Regions from separate parts of the Homo sapiens genome. Here region 1 is linked to region 2. A link is an interaction called in ENCODE POLR2A ChIA-PET data of the cell type or tissue named here. Cell type or tissue: A673. All regions are shown on one strand. Each heading gives the region's core, and the rest is flanking DNA. Links, peaks and the distances in the headings are about the cores only.

Region 1 (2,500 bases), core at 1-2,500, 290 kb before region 2:
CCATGTGGAAGCAAGATGGTTTCCAAGTTTATCTTGTACTTGTAGCTCATAAACTCAGCTCAGACTAAAATAGTTTTTTCCAATAAAGCTTAAGTAAAATCCCTGGGAAGCCCTCCTCAGATGGTTTGGGTCATGTAACCCATTTCTAAACCAATCACTGTGTCCCAGGGTAGGAGTCTTCTGATTAGTTAGGCTGGGGTTATATGTACACCCTAGGAACTTGGATGTGGTAGGTGCAATTTAGCTTCACGTGGACCACGTGAGTTGAACAGGATAAGCAAAGGAAAGTGTCCTATGTCCACTATAGGGAGATCGTGCCTGTGTTAAAAATATTTTGGAAAAAGAGTTATACCAGCTGCCATGGTAATCTATTTCATGTCCATACCATCTGGTAATTCTACCTCTCTTCTAGCTTGAATTTCTCCTGCTATAATTTTCACCTGTCTTATTCTGTTCCAGCTTCAGGGTAGATGCAGATCAAAACCTCTTCCCTGAAAGACACACTGTGAGGATTAATTAGGTTTTTCCAGAAACCGTCTTTAAAGTGTCATGGGATCTTCAGAACCAAATGCTTTGTGAAGATATGTTGCCACTAGAATCAATTCTCCAGTTTTTATGCTTATAGGGGATTGGTGGTTGGGGTGAAGATTGACCAAAAGGCAAGGAGATGGAAATCTATAGCTAGTCCCAAGACTTCATTTTGACCATGATAACCATTCTCTTCCCTCTCCAAGTACTTTGCTTCTGCCGTTCACAAGGAGCAAACATGAAAACCATGAATAGGTTTGAATATCCACACCCTTCTTCGAAAAGAATAGGAAAAAAAGGGGAACAGGGGACCAGGAGTTGCTAAGCAGGTTGTATAATTAGAATCAAACCAGGATCAGACCCTGGAGGATTCACAGCTGGCTATGGCAGTGGCTTTCTATTTTTAGCTCAGGTTAATGAGCTATGAATGATATATAACTGTCTGGGCAGCACGCATACGTCATAGTCTGGGTTCCTGTATCAGTTTGCAAGATGTCTTTCTGAGGACTCTCAGGGGCAAATGCTGAGAAGCACAAGCAAGTTAGTGGAAGGATCACAACTCAGAGTTCCGGAAGCAGAGTGCAGGCCTGGCTTACAAGCCACACCTTAGGCAGTACCAGGCACACTGTAGGGCTCTTCTGTGCCATCTGCCTATATGGATTGCACAGGCCTATCATCAGCATTCAGCGTGGGTGATACAGGAAACAGATTCTAGGGAGTAAGGCCTGGAGTTCAGGATAGAGCTCCATGTGCCTGACTTTTTTTCTTTTCTCTTTTTGAGAGAGGGTCTGGCTCTGTTGCCCAGGCTGGAGTGCAGTGGCACCATCATGGCTCACTGGAAACTCTGCCTCCTTGGCTCAAGCCATCCTCTGAACAGCTTCTCAGCTAGCTGGGACTACAGTCACATACCACCAACCCCAGCTAATTTTTGTATTTTTGAGAGTTAGAGACAGGTTTTCACCATGTTACCCAGGATGCTCTCAAACTCCTGAGCTCAAGCGATCTGCCTGCCTCAGCCTCCCAAAGTGTTGGGATTATAGGCATGAACTACCGCACCCAGCCTTTTTGTCTTGTCTAAACACATATTTTCTCCAACTTTGAGGGTTTTCTTTGTTTTTGTTTTCTTGAGATAGGGTCTCGCTTTGTTACTCAGGCTGGAGTGCAGTGGCTCAATCATAGCTCACTGCAGCCTTGAACTCCTGGGCTCAAGCAATCCTCCCATGTCAGCCTTCTGGACAGCTGGGACTATAGATGCATGCCACCATGCCTAGCTAAGTTTTTTAAATTTTAAATTTTTCTGTAGAGATAGGGGTCTTGCCATGTTGCCCAGGCTAGTCTCAAAATCCTGGCCTCAAGCGCTCTTCCCACCTCAGCACCTAGGCATCAATAAGTATTTCATGAACGAATGAATGAATACATGGAAATGTGATCCTTTTCCCTTACCCTGCTCAACAAGTGGTTTCAACCTGTATTCAGTCGAGCTGTCACGGGGGCCTCCATGTGCTCTGGGAGAAGCCAAGCGGGCAGGGCTCAGGAAGCTGCCTATGTCCATGGAGATAAACAGCTCTCCTTTTATTTATTTTTCATATTGGCATTTATTCATAGGATACCTTTGGAGAAAAGATTCCAGTTCCAAAAAAAAACGTTGATTTGAAAATCACTTCCCTAGACCTTACCCCTCCCACCAGTTACCCCTTGCTCACTCCCATCTTTTCTTCCTACTTCCTTCCTCACAGAAACTTCCACAGAACTAATGCCTAGCAAGGGTTTAAAAATAGAAACCCCTCTCCCTCCCTCTATTCCTCCATTTCCTTTCCTTCCCACCCCCCTTGTAATTTGTTGTAAAAAAGGAAACTGTCTGGATGTGCTCCACTGAGAAACCATGCTCTTCCTTTCTAGATAAAACAACACTGATGGACTCCCTCAGCCAGCGGTTGAGCCCCTGTGAGTCCCTGCGGGGCTGCCTCCTTCA
Region 2 (17,442 bases), core at 10,899-13,398:
GGCTTGTGTGTTCAAATTGGAATGCCGAAATAAATTGCCCACAGAATTAATTAAACTATGGAATCAAAACATCTGTAATCCTAGCACTTTGGAAGGCCAAGGCAGGCAGATCACCTGAGGTCAAGAGTTCAAGACCAGCCTGGCCAACATGGTGAAACCTTCTCTCTACTAAAAAAAAAAAAAGAAAGAAAGAAATACAAAAATTAGCCAGTTGTGGTGGTGCATGCTAATAATCCCAGCTACTTAGCAGGCTGAGGCACAAGAATCGCTTGAACCTGGGGGCGGAGGTTGCAGTGAGCTGAGATTGTGCCACTACACTCCAGCTTGGGTGACAGGGCGAGACCCCGTCTCAAAAAAAAAAATTGCAAAATATTTTGGGTAACAATAGCTAGCATTTATTAGGTGATTACTATATGCCTGACACTGCTAAGCCCTTTCCATGCATTATCTCATTTTAGCCTTACAAAAACTCTGTGAGGTAGTTTCATTATTACCAGCATTTTACAGTTGAGGAAACTGGCATGAACAGGTCAAGAAACTTGTTCAAGATCTCAGCACATGGCAGAAGTGGCATTGGAACCAAAGGAGTTTGGCTTCAGAGCCCCGACCCCTGCCCTGTACTGAGAGAGACAGACCAGCACCAAGGACAATGAAGAGATTATTTTGAAAATTTTTAATGGAATTTCTCAAACACAGGCTAAAGAGAATAGTGTAATAGTACCCATCACCCCCAATAATCTATATTTTTACAAATTTGTCTATCTGTCCCCCTTGATTTATAAGTATTTTAGAACAAATTTGAAACCTAAATCTTCTTTATAACCTTTTAACCTGTCATTTCAGAGCAAGCAGTAATTTTAAGGTGGTTGAAAATATGAATGTGAACACAAAGATGGGGCTCACAGTGGGAGACTGGTCCACCATGATAGCATATGAGAAGCCCATGTGACCACCATGAGCATGTGCACCGACCACAGGCCATAAGAGATACGACTCAGCCATAGGCTACAAACATTTGGTTTGCTTGGCATGCACATTCCTCTCTTGTAAAATGATGCATGAGACTCTCAGAGCTAAATTCATTAAACCATCTCCTTTTCCTCTGAATCCCTGTCAAAAACAAATCTAAAACTTTGATTTGCTGTGCAACTTTGCCTGAAGGGAAATACTGGACTATTCTGGCCCTAGGCATTTTCAGCCATGCTGGGAGTTTTGTGTTAGTCTAGGCTGTGTATTTCAGCTTCTGGCGAGTTTGTGAGCATGACTTAGCATCCTTGTATTTTGAGAACTCTGGAAAGAGGGATAACAAGTTTGTGTTTCTAGTTCTTCAAGCCCAAGGGCCAGCCTGGAGGCAGGGGGAGGTGCATAAGCACCTTCTGCCTTGTGTTTATCATTTTGCCTTTGTCGTCCTAACTCAGCAGCCTCAATCCTTCTTTTGAGATGGAGTCTCACTCTCTCGCCAGGCGGAGTGCAGTGGCGTGATCTCAGCTCACTGCAACCTCTACCTCCCAGGTTCAAGCAATTCGCCTGCCTCAGCCTCCTGAGTAGCTGGGACTACAGAAGCGCGCCACCACGCCCAGCTAATTTTTGTATTTTTAATAGAGACAGGGTTTCACCATGTTGGCGACGATGGTCTCAATCTCTTGACCTCGTGATCTGCCTGCCTCAGCCTCCCAAAGTGCTGGGATTACAGGCGTGAGCCACCACGCCTGGCCAGCCTCAATCCTTCTTTACATCTGCTGCCATCAAGCTGCTTTCATCCTTTTATTTTACAGGAAATTATTTATTTCCTTTTAAATAAATAAATAAAGATGAATATAACATCTTTTTTATTGTACTGGTATTTATTTTGGAATTGCTACTTGTAAGTGCTCTGGTCAGAAATTTGTGTATCTTGAGTGGTCTGCACTTAACTCCATATTCCAATGGGGGGAAAACCAAAACTGTGTCTCTCTTTTTCTCTCTCAGAGAAAAAGCCTTATTTTTTTCTTCCTTTTTATGTTCTTTTTCTTTATTGTGGTGTAACTAATATATATAACATAAATTTTGCCATTTTAATGATTTTAAGTGTGCAATTCCTACTGTTGTTATAGACAATTACAGAATTGTCTGTAATTGGTAGAATTCAAATTTCTCAAACAGCAAGATAAATTCAAATATGCATTACCTTAACACTATACAAATTCGAATTCCCAAAATCCAAGTATGTTTGAGAAAATATCTAGAGTACAGTGAGAAAAAATGGAATTAAATAAATACACAATTACTGGAAATCTATGTCAGCTATCACACATTAAAATCCTGCCTAGAAATATCAAATGGAATTTTTTCCATTGATCTGTATATATTTTCAGATTATCTGGGTTTTTTTTTTTTTTTTTTTTTGAGATGGAGTCTTGCTGTGTTGCCCAGGCTGGAGTGCAGTGGCGCGATCTCGGCTCACTGCAAGCTCCGCCTCCCGGGTTCATGACATTCTCCTGCCTCCGCCTCCCGAGTAGCTGGGACTACAGGTGCCCGCCACCACGCCCAGCTAATTTTTTGTATTTTTAGTAGTGACGGGCTTTCACCGTGTTAGCCAGGATCTCCTGACCTCGTGATCTCGATCTCCTGACCTCGTGATCCATCTGCCTCAGCCTCCCAAAGTGCTGGGATTACAGGCGTGAGCCACCGTGCCCGGCCTATCTGGGTATTTTGAGCAAGTTCGTGAAAGACATCTCTTTCAATGGTTTGCAACCATACCACACTATACATGTCATTTATTTCCACTTAAAGCCTATGTTTTACATTATATTTACATGAAGCATTATTTGGTTTTAGTGTAGAAGTCCAAACTCTTGTATGGAAGTCAAAATGCCCTGCCTCAAATTCTAAAATTTTCCTTGTGAAGTAACTGTATTTACATAGAAAAATCAGAAAACTATAATGTTGAGAATTAAACATTAAAATTTCAAGTTTTATTAAATAATTGACTTTAAGTGTATTTTGAAATTTAGTGTCTTTGAAAATTTATTCGACATTTTCAGATTTAGAATGCTTTCAGAAAAACAATGCAACTTGTGAATGACTTTTTATCACAGAGGGTGGGGGAAGGGAGAGTTGGCTTGACTCTTGTTCAGAATGGACATTTTTGATATTAGGCAAATTTTAAACTGACACTTTCTGTTTCTTTCCTTCTTTCAAGGTCCTAGTGTCTTAACTACCTCATGCCTTTTTCTTTTTTGAGACAGATTCTTGTTCTGTCACCGAGGCTGGAATGCAGTGGTGTGATCTTGGCTCACTGCAACCTCTGCTTCCTAGGTTCAAGTGACTCTCATGCCTCAACCTCCCAAGTAGCTGGGATTACAGGCATGTGCCACCATGCCCAGCTAATTTTTGTATTTTTAGTAGAGATGGGGGTTTCACCATGTTGGCCAGGCTGGTCTCGAACTCCTGGCCTCGAATGATCTTCCCACCTTGGCTTCCCAAAGTGCTGGGATTATAGGGGTGAGCCACTGCACCTGGGTACCTTGTGGCTTTTAGACTATTATTCTTACTTCAAAGTTAAATTTCTCTTAGAGAGCTTCGAACTCTACTGGGTAATGGTGGTGAAATGGTGGTGGCACAGCATTATCTGTTTAAAGATAGTTCAATTCACATATTTTTTAGCTTCCAACAAGTATATTCACACCATTGTTTTGTCTTTCTGTCACCAAACACCAAATGTATTACAGCAAAATATTCCTATACCACCGTTCACATTTTACCAATAAGAGATGATTGATTTCATCAAGTATCTTTGAATTGTTTGGAGGGTGTCTTTGCAAACGGATAATTATTTTGGAGACCCTGAAATCTCTAAACATCATTTTTATTTCAAGAAACTTTAAAGAGTATATGATCATAACACTTCAAACTTCTTTTGAAGGAAAATATTCTTTACATGTAGACAGAAGTTATCTCTCATGTTTAAAGTACAGATTTACATAATTTGGCTATCCAGAGCCTACTACATGGATAGGATGCTTGATTTTAAGTACAGATAGTTTTACCTGATTTGCCTTATGTGATGTAAGTTTACTCTGAAGACAGAGTAACATTTTAGTAATTCCTAGTTATTAAAAAATTAAGGTTCTTACAGTAGAGCATTAATTTTCATAAAGTGGGCTGTTCCCAGGGAAGAGATTTTTTGTGTTTGAGTGTGTGTGTGTGTGTATGTTTTACCCCATTTTATTTAATTGAGGTGAAATTGACATAATATAAAATTAACCAGTTTAGCCAGTTGTGGTGGCTCAAGCCTGTAATCCCAGCACTTTGTGAGGCAGAGGCGGGTGGATTGCTGGAGCTCAGGAGTTCAAGACCAGCCTGGGCAACATGGTGAAACCCCATGTCTACAAAAAATAAAAAAATTAGCTGGGCATGGTGGCGCATGCCTGTAGTCACAGCTACTCAGGAAGCTGAGACGGGAGGATCGCTGGACCCTGGGAAGGTTGCAATGAGCCTAGATGGTGCCACTGCACTCCAGCCTGGGCAACAGAGTGAGACACTGTCTCCAAAAATAAATAAATAAATAAATAAATAAACACAATGGAAGTAACCATTTTAAAATGAATGATCCAGTGGCATTCAGCACATTCACAATGTTGTGTAATCATCATCTTTGTCCAGTTTCAAAACGTTTTCATCATCCCAGAAAGAAACTTTATATACATTAAGCAGTTGTTCTTCATATTCTGTCCCCCACCCCTGTCCCCAGCAGCCATCAGCTGGAGTTATGTCTCTCTATGGATATTTAATGTATATTGAATCATATAATGTGTGACCTTTTGTGTCTGGCTTTTTTCACTTATCATAATGTTTTTGAGGGTCATCCACATTGTAGCATATGTCAGTACTTCTAGGGAAGAGTTTTCATCATGTTTATGTGGGTGAGACTGCTTCTACTTGTGGACAATTTCCTGAACCTTATTTCTAGAATGTTCCCTCCAAAGGGCTGAAGGCTTAAGTGTTCATGCCTGGAGGACTTCATCTTATGTTAAAGAAATCTGATAAAAGAATTCCTGGCATTTTGAGAGGAAGGAAATCCTGAGCTTGTGTGACTGCCCACACGGATGGATTTCGGTGCAGGGATTGCCGAGCAGTGGCTGCTGAGATTCACGGGCTCTAGATCCTCCCTCCGGAAGGAAGGAGCTGCTGGAAGTGTTGCCCGACACGGCCCTAGCTGTCAGCCCATTTCTGGGACAGCCTCTGCTGAAGAGGGCTGCCTCGGCTAAGGCCATGTTCCTTTCCCAGGTAGGCCTCATCCAAAGACTGATTGTCATGGAGGGGACAGAAAGGGCCAGTTCTCGCTTACTGACTGACTCAGAGCAGCTCTGAATTTTCATTCTGTCTTTAGAACTCCCCATAGGGTTGACTGAGGCCCAATCAGTTCCTTTGTGCCCTTCTTTTCCACAGGTGTTGGTTCTATGCACACTCATAATAAATCTCCTGTATGCTAAATTCCATCTCAGAGTTAGCTTTCCTGGGAAGCTAATTGGCAGTACCAGATTTTCTGCCAGTTAGAAGGAAGGAAGGTCTGCACCTCCTCTAAGTTGAGAAGCTTTGCTTTTGAGCTACTGGGCTGTCTGTGGGTAGTAGAGGTCTTCTTTCTTAGTTTTACAATTTTTGTCCTGTCGAGATCTTTAAATCAACCTCTTCTGGGTATCAGTGGGGTGGCAGCTAAGGATTTTGCCTTTATTAATGAGTTTTGCATTACTACAAAACCATTCTCCTATGTTGCCATAGAGAAAACATAAACATTAAAATGAGATGTGCATTTTCATGCATTCTCATGCTTTTCAGGGATGTCACAGTGCCAGGAATCATGAAAGGGATACAAACTGTTATGCCAGTTCATCTTTATAATACATTTTCTTTCTTTCTTCCTTTCCTTTCCTTTTCCTTTCCTTTTCCTTTTCCTTTTTCCTTTCCTTTCCTTTCCTTTCCCTTCCTTTCCCTTCCTTTCCGTTCCTTTTTTTTTTCCTTTCCCTTCCTTTCCCTTCCTTTTTTTTTTTTGAGACAGAGTCTTGCTCCGTCGCCCAGGCTGGAGTGCAATGGCGTGATCTCGGCTTACTGCAACTTCTGCCTCCCTGGTTCAAGCAATTCTTCTGCCTCGGCCTCCCAAGTAGTTGGGATTACAGGGGTGAGCCACCATGCCCAGCTGATTTTTTTTTCTTTTGAATTTTTAGTAGAGATGGGGTTTCACCATGTTGGCCAACCTGGTCTTGAACTCCTAACCTCAGGTGATCCACCCGCCTCGGCCTCCCAAAATGCTGGGATTATAGGCATGAGCCACCACACCCAGCCAATATATTTTCTATAGGCAAGAAACCGTATTTGTTTAACAACAATTGGACAGGTTCTGCTCTCCCTTGGACTGAGGAGTACTTTGATAAGTCATTTGGCTTAGGGACAAAAGAGAGGGCACGGGGCGTCCTTTTTTTTTTTTGAGACTGAGTCTCACTCTGTCACCCAGGTTGGAGTGCAGTGGTGTGATCTATGCCTGGCTAATTTTTGTATTTTTAGTTGAGATGGGATTTTGCCATGTTGACCAGGCTGGTCTTGAACTTCTGACTTCAGGTGATCTGCCTGCCTCAGTCTCCCAAAGTGCTGGGATTACAAGTCTGAGCTACCGTGCCTGGCCAGCACCTGGTCTTCTTATGGGGTACATAGGAAAGATGTGAGTGATAGGGAGGGGTGGCCCAGTTTAAATTCCCTACCTGAAGTGACAAGACCTTTCTAAATTGAAAAGAGCTCAAGGAGAGAAGACCCTGAAAGGCTCGGCATGGCAAGGGAGAGTGGAGCTTAGAGGCATCCAGTTTCAGCTCCACAAAGTGATTCAAAGGGGTACTCATGGCATATACTTGAAAGGGCCCTCTACTTTGGTCAAGCAAAATATTTAATATTAAGCATTTATCAGTTGGAGAGGCTGGCCAGGTGTGGTGGCTCACACCTGTAATCCCAGCACTTTGGCAGGCCAAGATGGGCAGATCACTTCAGGTCAGGAGTTTGAGACCAGCCTGGCCAACATGGTGAAACCGTGTCTCTACTAAATGTATAAAAATTAACTGGGCATGGTCGTGGGTGCCTGTAATCCCAGCTACTCAGGAGGCTGGGGCAGGAGAATCGCTTCAACCCTGGAGGCAGAGGTTGCAGTGAGACAAGGTTGTGCCACTGCACTCCAGCCTGGGCAACAGAGTGAGACTCTAACACACACACACACTCAGAGAAATAAAATGTAAAAACAAGAAGTTTTAATGCTTCATTTAAATTGCTTCCCTTATATTATTTAAGAAATATATCTAGTGGCCTATACACTTTCCATGGTTTTCAGGCTAATAAATCAAATACCAATGCTTAATAAGATGAAATGAAATAGTAATACAATAATCAAAGCTATTTGGCACATGGTAGCCAAGAAAAGAGAGGATTTACTTATTGCTCAATTTAGCAGTGCCCTAACAGGTTTAGAGTTTAGTTTACAGCTAGTTTAAATCTCCCACTTAAATATTACTATGTCCCTTTAAGCTCTAGGTTCATACAGGCATTGTGGCTACAGCAGCTTTCCATCTGTTGAGTAAAAGAAAGCTTTAGAACCTATTTGAGATCCTTAGCCCCATCTCCAAAGAGACTGCAGTGAATTTACAATTGGATGCCAGGAGGTGGCAGCACAGAGGATTATAGGAAGGTTTGTATATAACCTTTGTGGGGAAGTCTAAGGTTTGTATATAACCTTTGTCGGGGAGGTCCACCTGCTGTCTTTACTTTGGTAGAACTTGTCCGGGAGAGTTGCAGGGTTCTGGCCTGTCGATGTATCTCTTGAGTGTTGTGGAGAAAGAAACCATATAAAGGAATGGTGAACTAAAAACACGAATTTAAAGGCATAAATTCGGTTATCTTTAACACTCAGATGGGTAGGATCTGGGCTTAAAGTTGAGGCAAGCCTCCGGTCGCCTTTCATAGCAAATGTGAATGATGCTCAGGTTTTCTCCTACTACAGTTTTTGATGCATATTTTCTCCTATTTTGCAACTTCGAGTCACCTTGCATATAGCAAGTGCTTAATAAATGCTTCTTAGAAACTCTGCTTCTGCTTCTTAGAGTTTAATTGAATTAGGAAGCACACCGATGATAGCTGGGTCTAGGCTTATGTTTAATTTTGGTTAGGTATAATATGGAGAGACTTTGGAGAACACAGAAAACTTGGAATAGTAGGGGGCTTGTCTTCCGGAGGTAGGAAGAGGTTGAATTCCAAATCTCATCTCTGGGGCTGAGAATTGAGACTGTTCTGGGCATCTGGAAAGTGTTTGTTATGGCAGGAGAATTAGCTGTGACAACAGAGTTCAATATAGGAGTATAGTTAGAGATGGAGATATAATTAAAGTGGGAATATTGTTAGACGTAGCAGTATAATTAACTATGGGAGACTAGAGATGACAACATAGTTAGCTATAAGAATCTACTTAGAGATTGCAGCATAGTTAATCATGGGAAATATGGGGGTGAGGTAGGGAAGAGCACATGGTAGGAACTGAAGGATGGGTGACTCGAGGCATAGATGAATACAGAACATTTGAGTTCCATAATTTTCTATTTTTGGCTCTGGATAGTACTCTGAGGATGAGTACTGTTATTATTATTATTTTTTGAGACAGAGTTTTGCTCTTGTCACCCAGGCTGGAACACAGTGGCACTATCTCAGCTCACTGCAACCTCCACCTCCCAAGTTCAAGTGATTCTCCTGTCTCAGCCTCCCAAGTAGTTGGGATTACAGGTGCCAGCCAGCCACCACACCCAGCTAATTTTTCTAATTTTTGTCTTTTTAGCAGAGACGGAGTTTCACCATGTTGGCCAGGCTGGCCTTGAACTCCTGACCTCAGGTGATCCACCTGCCTCAGCCTCCCAATGTGTTGGGAGTATAGGCCTGAGGCACCACAGCCGGCCAAGTACTGTTTGTTTTTCATCTTTGCATTCCACAAGAGGTTGAGCTCAGTGCCATGCTTACACAGTTGATAATAAATACTTGTTGAGTTGAATCCTTTCAGATGGTCACAGTTGGCAATGGAAGGTGATGGGGTCGGATCTGACTAAAGTATGAATACTTAACAATAATTGCAGCTAACGTTTACGCAGTGCTTCCCATTTCCCATGAAATTGTACTAAGGGCTTTCTGTGTTATTTCACCCAATCCTGACAGCAGCCACAGGGAAGCACTGTTATGCCAAAGACCATACTCTAAACAACCCTGCCAGTGGTTCATAAATTTGACGTGCCTCAGAATTCCCAAGCCTCTGGAAAAGGGGTGACTAGGGTGAGAGGGGAGTGAGGGGCCTATGGAACAACATTAAAGGAGGCACTCACATTTGGGGTTGTACAGTTGCAGGGTGGGCCCCAAAAGCGAGTGTCTCTTTATATGTTGCACTCTAAGCTCCTCATTTGTCTCATTTTAGTCCCTTCCCTTCTCATCCTAGTCCCTATAAAAGGCTTGGGAGCCTTTTAAAAATGCAGATTTAGCCGGGTACAGTGGCTCACGCCTGTAATCCCAGCACTTTGGGAGGCCGAGGCGGGTGGATAACCCCAAAATATTAGCTGGGTGTGGTTGTGCATGCCTGTGGTCCCAGCTACTCGGGAGGCTGAGATTGGAGAATTGCTTGAGCCCAGGAGGTGGAGGTTGCAATGAGCCGAGATTGCATCACTGCACTCCAACCTGGGTGACAGAGTGAGACCACATCTCAGAAAAGCCTAAAAAGCCCGACAAATACTAAAAACATGGATTCTTGGGCCCCTACTGAAGAACATCAATTCAGATGATGTCAAATAGGGTCCAAGAATCTGGAGTTTCCGTAAGCATCCCTAGGGATTCTAGTGCAGGTGTTTAGGATCATCGCTCTGTGAGAAACTCTGCTTCTGCCGACGGTCTCAGATGAGAGTCCCTTTACATTCAGTGAAATAATTTCTCTCTGTCTGTTTGGTTTGGGGGTAGATGTTGGTGAGGTCACCAGTTTTCTATCTGAATTTTTAAGGGACGCAGTGGGAGTCTGACGTTCCTCTTGCAGAGAGCTCCTGTAGTGTGTTTTGCGGGGCTTTGGCCCAACAGGACTATTCCTTGTGGGGTCCTTTCTGTCCATTCTAGATGGCGGTCCTCCTTGGATACACACACCATGCTTGAAACAGTGCATCGCTAGCTGTTATTACCAAGTGCAATGGATGTTTTCTCTGGCCCTGCCAGTATCCATTCCCCTTTTTGTGTTTCCAGTTGATTTTCCTTTGGAAATGACAACTTTCCCACTCTTAGCCCTTTCCTGTCTCCTCAGCTCCTCTTCACTTGAGCTCTGCAAGGGTGTGCATGAGACTAGAACCTGCTAGGTAGATGTATTTTCTCCCTCCGAGCACAGCAATTGGTTCCATTTGGGTCAAGGAGAGTCAAGCCTGGGCCTGTTGATCAACTGTCTGGGAAGGAGCTATCCTCTTTCTGCTAAGATCACTAACAGGAAAGACGGTGCAATTCAGGCCTAGTGGGGACCTGAGAATGCCATAACTCAGAGCTCAGAGATGAAAAGAGACCAATCTTTATTTTATCTTTGGAGGGCCTGGATCCAGTTATGTCTAAAGCTAGCATAATGTCTGAAGTTTCCAGTTACTTGAGGCAGTACATTTCTTCTTAAACTAGTTTGAGTGATGTTTTTTGTCCTTAATAATTAGAAGATGATTAATATCCAGCAGATAAAGGTCATAATAGCTATACAAAAAGGTGTTGGACACGCAACAGGGTTAGAATCCCTTCATGGAAGGGCTGAAAGAGCCAAACTTTCTTGAAGAAAAACATCTTACCGTGCTCTACTCCTCTTCCAGCCCAGCGTATGTGTTTTTTTTTCCTCCCTGGGAAAAATTATTCTCTTTTTAAAAGGGCAGAATTATTCCCGAGTATGAAGTTGCCTAGAGAGTAATCTCTACTGAATTTTGAGGAGAAGTTATAATATGTTTGTTGCTTGGAACTGAAGAATAAGCAAAGACTATGACTATTAAGGTTTTCTAGAGTATATATTTTGGGGAAGGGAGGGAACCAACAAACTGCACCCAATAAAAATAGTTTGAGGCTGGAAGCGGTGACTCAAGCCTGTAATCCCAGCACTTTGGGAGGCCTAGGCGGGCTGATCACGTGGTCAGGAGATTGAGACCATCCTGGTAACATGGTGAAACCCTGTCTCTACTAAAAATACAAAAACAATTAGCCGGGCATGGTGGCGGGCGCCTATAGTCCCAGCTACTCGGGAGGCTGAGGCAGGATAATGGTGTGAACCCTGGAGGTGGAGCTTGCAGTGAGCCGAGATTGCGTCACTGCACTCCAGCCTGGGCGACAGAGCAAGACTCTGTCTCAAAAAAAAAAAAAAAGGTTTGAAAATTTAGAAAGTCCTTTGCATTATGGGAAACGACAGAGTGATAGGACAGACAGAAACAGATAGATAGTGTCTGTTTCTCTTCAGGGAGGCAAAGCCAAGCAGAGAAACAGAAATAAAAATCTCACCTGACTAAATCAAACTTTGGTGTGTTGTACCCTGCCTAAAAGAGAGTTGTGTTTTTTCAGGATTAGCTCGCTCTCTCATCACAATTACCCTTTTCCTGCCTCTTAACCCAGTTCAGGGGACTATATGGGGTTAGTTCTGAAAGCAACAGACTCTAACACTGGTTAACTTAAGCCAAAAAAGAAAAAAAAATTAGTATTGATTGACAAGTTATGGAGTAACCCATAGAATGATGGGAGTACTAAAGAGCTAGAATAATAGATCTTGTTTCGGAAATGCAAGAGCAGGAAAGCTCTAAGCATCTAAAGCCTAGAGCAATTGTGGTTGGGTCTGCTCTTCAAGATGCTACCCTTAAAATAATTCATGCCTCAACTCCAGCTGTTTTCCAACTTTGAGTCTTTGCCGTTAAGAAGCAAATTATAGAAAGAGTGTTTGATTGGCTCATCTTGGTCACATGTCAATTTCTTGGTCACATGTCCATTTCCTGTTGAGGGTTAGGGGTGAGGGATGGAAGGTACCTTCATTGTTATAGCCAGCCTATTGAATTGGGGGCATGTTCTTCAAAGGAAAACAAAACACTGTTACCAAAAGGCAGAGTGAGGGATACTACACAGGTAGAAACAACAGACTCTATAAGGACCCTTGGCGGATTTTACTTTGGTAACATTAGTCATGCCACTCCCTAATGTGACTTCTCTGGAGAGGTGAGGCATGTTGCTTCTCTATCTTGGATCACTTGGGGTGAGTGATGATGCTTGGCTCAGAGTACTGGTTTGTTTCAGAAACCCTATTTTTTCTTTAAGGAAGACGCTACTTGTTCGTTTTTCTCTGCTGGATGTGGGCAGCTCATAAATAGACTCCTCAGAATTAAACATAACCTTCCATGCCAACACTAAATAGCTCTTTTTCTGTTTTCTTGTGTTTATTCAGCACATTTGTTAAGTGCCCACTATGTGCGTGCATTGTTCTAGATGTTGTCGTATGGCAAGGTCTGCACTGTTCTAGGCGTTGGGGATATTGCAAAGAACAAAACAAAATCCCTGCCTCCATGAATGGACCCTACATTCTAGTTCACCATTGTATTCCCAGTTCCTGACTTAATAAATTTTTGTAGAACAAATAACTGAATGATACCAGCTCATGCTATGTTGTCTAAGCACAACTTTTTGGTGGAATGTGTTCATGATGTGGCATTGGAGCTTAATTTTTTTTTTGAGGTGGAGTCTCGTTCTGTCGCCCAGACTGGAGTGCAGTGGTGCGATCTCAGCTCACTGCAACCTCTGCCTCCTGGGTTCAAGTGATTCTCCTGCCTCAGCCTCCCGAGTAGCTGGGATTACAGGCATGCACCACCACTCATGGCTAATTTTTTTTTTTTTTTTTGTATTTTTAGTAGAGATGGGGTTTCACCATGTTGGCCAGGCTGGTCTCAAACTCCTGACCTCAGGTTATTCGCCCACCTTGGCCTCTCAAAGTGCTAGGATTACAGGCATGAGCCACCGTGCCTGGGCGGAGCTTCAGTGTTTTGAATTTCTAATTTTTCCTCCCTGCCTGTGCTTTTTCCTCTAACTCCCAGAAGTCGTAAAAAAATTCTTAAAGAGAGGGGCCTCCAAATTCTACTAGTTGTTTTCAAACCAGACTGTAGAGTTTCCCCTGCTATGGGGAAATCTGAAAATAGGAGCCAGCAGGTCTGCCTTGGAAACAAGCAGCTGATGGGTCTGTGAGTCACTGATGGCAGGGGACTGCCTACTTCCCGGACATCAGGTGCCCAGAGGGCTCTTGGTAAAAGTCAGATGCTGCTGCATGTGGTTGGCGGTGTTGGCTTCAACTCAGGCAGTAGGAACCATCTAGCGCCACTCTAAAAAAGGGGAAACTTGCTGCTGCCCTGTGAATGATATCTGAAATAGGATTGTCAAAATGTGATCTCAGCTACCATATTTGAATGTGAAACTGGAGAGTTTGGTCACGTTTTTATTCCCATCAAAGTTGTAATTTATCAAGGAAATAGTGAAGGCATTAAAATTCCGGGAAGAGGAATGCTAAGAAAAACTGATCTAAAAATCCCTAAAAACCTAGTAAACAGAAGACTCACATCAGTTAATAAGAATGAGGTAGTATTAGTATACTAACAAGGATTGCTCTCCAAGACATATTATTAAATAGAAAAAGCTTGCAAATAGATGCTGCACGCCTTTTAGATAAACAAAACAAAACAAAACTCACTAACAATAACAGCACACACAATGATGCTACATCACAAGTACACATATGTGTTTATGTGTCCAGAAAAAGGTTTGTACCATATTGATAATAATGGTTACCCGGGGGGATGTGGAGGGTGGAGGTAGAAAGGGGATTAGGTTGTGGATAGTCAACAGAGGGAATCTGAGCTGTAATATTCCAATTTTTTAGAAGACTATTTCATTTAGAAGTTTTAGAACTTAAAATTAATTTTAAAAATGTTAGTAACTGTTACAGTTGGCAAACATTTGATGTGATCCTTAGCAAGGCAGGACATTAACCTCTTGATCAAGTTTGTTAAATAGATGTAGTTCTGTGGCTTTCTATAAATATCCTGTCTGAAACAAACCACATAAAAGATGCCTGTATATTGCAGAGGTACAAATGTCATATGCAAGCCAAGTAGTGCTGGAGCTGACATTTCCCCAAACGGGCCTATATTATTTGAATTTGTTTAATAATATTGAATTCTGATATTTCTTCAGGGCTTTATAAAGGTTTTAAGACTGTCTCATTTGAGTCTCACAACTGTGTTAAATAGGGTAAGACTTGTCACCTCTATTTCATAGATTAGAAAACTGAGGTTCAGAAAAATTAAGTGACATGTTTAAAAATCAAAGTTAGTAATGGGGCACAGCACTTATATTTTCCAGGAGCTGAATGCTCCAATTTCTCCATTCTCAGCAAATCCAACTCAAATAGTTACTAGTAGCTGTCAGTCCCTAGTTTTCATTTTCTTGCTAGCTGAGTTCACATTTTGGGACCCTCCTTTACCCACTTTCTATTTGAACCTAGGTGGATTATCTCAAAATCCAAAATCCAATTTCAGAATACAGTCATTTTTACCAGGGGATTTTCCAGCCAGTAGGAAGTGTGCTTTGTAAAACCACACTCAGCCTCCATCTTGGCACCAGGTGCAAGTGGTAAGCGACATGGTGTGGGCATGACAACACAGTCCTGTGCTGTCTGGTGACAGCTGGTTCTCTGTCACATCCTGTTAATGTTTCATGATGGGTCCATATCCTGTCTCCCCAGCTAAGCCAGAGGCTGCAGGGACCTTCTGTTATTTTTCTTTATCCCTTCGTAGCCTTTCAATGAATTATGTACTTGATAAGTCCCTTCAGCCTCACACTGTAGCTGGAACAGGACAAACCTATGTGTAGTAAGACACTTTTAAAAATAATACACCGCCCATGAGGATTGACACTTTCATAAGCTCTTGCTCCTCCTCCTCACCCTCCAAACCGGCTCCTCCCACACTCCTCTATCTCAGCCAGTGGAGATTCAGCCTCCAAGTTTATAAATCCAAAACTTGGGACTCACTTTTTTCTTTTCTTTTCACACCCTATTTACAATCCTTCAGCATATCCTGTTGGCTCTACCTTCAAATTCCAGCTAGAGTCCAGCCGTTCCTTACCACCTCGACTGCTACCACCCACCACCCTGGTGTAAACCACTGTCATCTGTCACCTGGACCTTTAGGATGGCCTCCATATACATCTCCCTTGACACTTAGGTTTTTCTCAAGACAGCAGCCATTGGATCCTATTACCATCTCAGTTAGACCATATCGTTCCCTCTACTCAAAAACCTCTGAAGATTTTCTCAGCTCATGTGGAGCAAAATCCAGAGTCCTTGCAATCAATGTCCTGCAACGTCCCGTGTTCCGCTATCTCCTATAACTCTTCCCTTTCCATGGCCCCCTTCTCTCTAGGGCCCCTAGAGTCCATATTCTCCCACAGGTACCCTATAGTTCATTCTCCCTCCTCTGGGGTTTTGCCCATATTCACTCCGCCTGAAATACTCTTCCTGGCGATATCATGGCTAGCTTGCTCACCTCCTTCAAGTTTTTCTTACATGTCACAGTCTCAGCGAGGCCTTCCCTGACCACCTCATTTAAAAGTGCAGGCATCACTCCCCTCCACCCAACACACACACGCACACGCACACATACACGAACACACACGCACGCGCGCGCGCACACGTACGCACGCACAGACGCACGCGCGCACACACACGCGTGCACACACACACCCCGCTCTCCCTGGCACTTCTTATTCCCTTCCCTGCCTTATTTTTCTCCATAGTACATATGGACTCCTAACATATTGAATAATACTTTGTCTGACTTCCCACTAGAACGTTTGCTCCATTAGAGTAAAGATTTGTATTTGTTTCATTCACTGCTTTATTCCCGGCTCTTAGAAAATACCCAGCACATAACAGATGAGATGCTCCATAAATATTTGTTGAATAAATCAGACTGGAAAAGACAAAACTTTAGATTGAACCTTGCATTTGGCGAGGGTATAGGGAAGTAGATACTTTCATATGTTGCTGGTCAGAGAGTAAATTCGGATTATTTCTTTGGGGAGCAATTTGGCAAGATCCATCAAAATTAAAAAGGCACCTGACCAATGACCCAGCAATTCAACTGCCAAACATTTATCCAATAGATATATATATCTTTAATTTTATTTTTTTTTTTTTGAGACGGAGTCTTGCTCTGTCACCCAGGCTGGAGTGCAGTGGCGTGATCTCGGCTCACTGCAACCTCCGCCTCTCGGGTTCGAGCAATTCTCCTGCCTCAGCCTCTTGAGTAGATGGGACTACAGGCGCCCGCCACCATGCCCGGCTAATTTTTGTATTTTTAGTAGAGACGGGGCTTCACCATGTTGGCCAGGATGGTCTCAATCTCTTGACCTCATGATCCGCCCGCGTCGGCCTCCCAACTTGCTGGGATTACAGGCTTGAGCTACCGCGCCCGGCCTATCCAATAGACATTCTTGCAGACGTGTTCAAATACTTTGGTTCAAGAATGTTCACTGCAGCATTATCTTAATAATGAAAGGCCGGAATCCACCCATATGTCCATCAATAGGGGTCTGAGTAAGTAACATGTGGGCATCCTTAAAACTGCTTAGCATGCAACTGTTAAAATGAGAGGAGGATATCCACGCGCTGACAAGGGACAGCCTCCATGATACACTGAGTCAAAAAAGCCAGGTGCAGAAATGTGTGGAGTATGCCGCTGTTTGGGTCAAAGGGATGAGGACAGGCACATATATTAACAAGTTTGTACAAGCACAAATAAATACAACTATATATAAATAGCTCTGGAAACTCACAAGTGGTTGCCTCACAAATAGGGGCTATTTAAGGACTAGGAGGTTTGAAAACAATTTTTCAAATCATTGTAAATATATTATTTAAAAAAAAACCCTACGCCGATATGCATCAATCCATGCTCTTTTGGTAACTTTTACTCTGTGTGGAGCTGACATCAAAAACATGCCCAAAACTCTGCTTTGAAGGCCTGTAGGGGTGGGGGAGGATCTTTAATTTCCTCGCGCAGTGAAGCCAATAAAAGGTACGAATAGATTCAGCCCAACCTCGTGCTCTGTGGCTCCAGGGCTTTCCCCTCCCCGCCCTCCCCCAGCCCGGCTGCCAGCCTCCGGTGCCCTGGGATTTTGAGGACTGGCTGGAGTCCCTGCTTCACCCTTAGAGGGCGGTAGCGGGGCGTCTCGTGGACGCATGCGCCCCAAATTGCGCTCGGGGAATTAAAAGAGGGGAAAAAAAGCCCGAAGAAAACTCACGCCCCAAACAAAACGCAAGGAGAGGAGGGCGCGCGGCCTGCAGCCCTCGCCCGCGTCCCCGGCCGCGGCGTG

Evidence for each region. Peaks named below come from ENCODE experiments on the same cell type or tissue, not always from the same donor. Only the 100,000 strongest peaks of a DNase experiment are listed, where the experiment ranks them.
Region 1: POLR2A ChIA-PET joins it to region 2 with 6 read pairs; 2 of 35 experiments call an interaction of 5 or more read pairs at or near these places.

Annotation. Positions count from the first base shown.
Region 1 is chr2:216,307,210-216,309,709 of GRCh38, reverse strand. The region is part of intron 1 of MARCHF4 (membrane associated ring-CH-type finger 4); the gene reads left to right. The region is part of intron 1 of MARCHF4-AS1 (MARCHF4 antisense RNA 1); the gene reads right to left. Among named protein-coding and RNA genes, the nearest start is that of MARCHF4-AS1, 5.2 kb to the right of the region's middle. In A673, for the core only: no CTCF peak of the experiment used is centred there; a DNase peak (open chromatin) is centred at 979.
Region 2 is chr2:216,013,471-216,030,912 of GRCh38, reverse strand. It overlaps MREG (melanoregulin), which reads left to right and starts at 17,362. Exons shown (of 5, transcript NM_018000.3): 1 at 17,362-17,442. It also overlaps a transcript of PECR not described here. RefSeq lists an enhancer at 14,836-14,915 and a silencer at 17,158-17,442. In A673, for the core only: no CTCF peak of the experiment used is centred there; no DNase peak of the experiment used is centred there.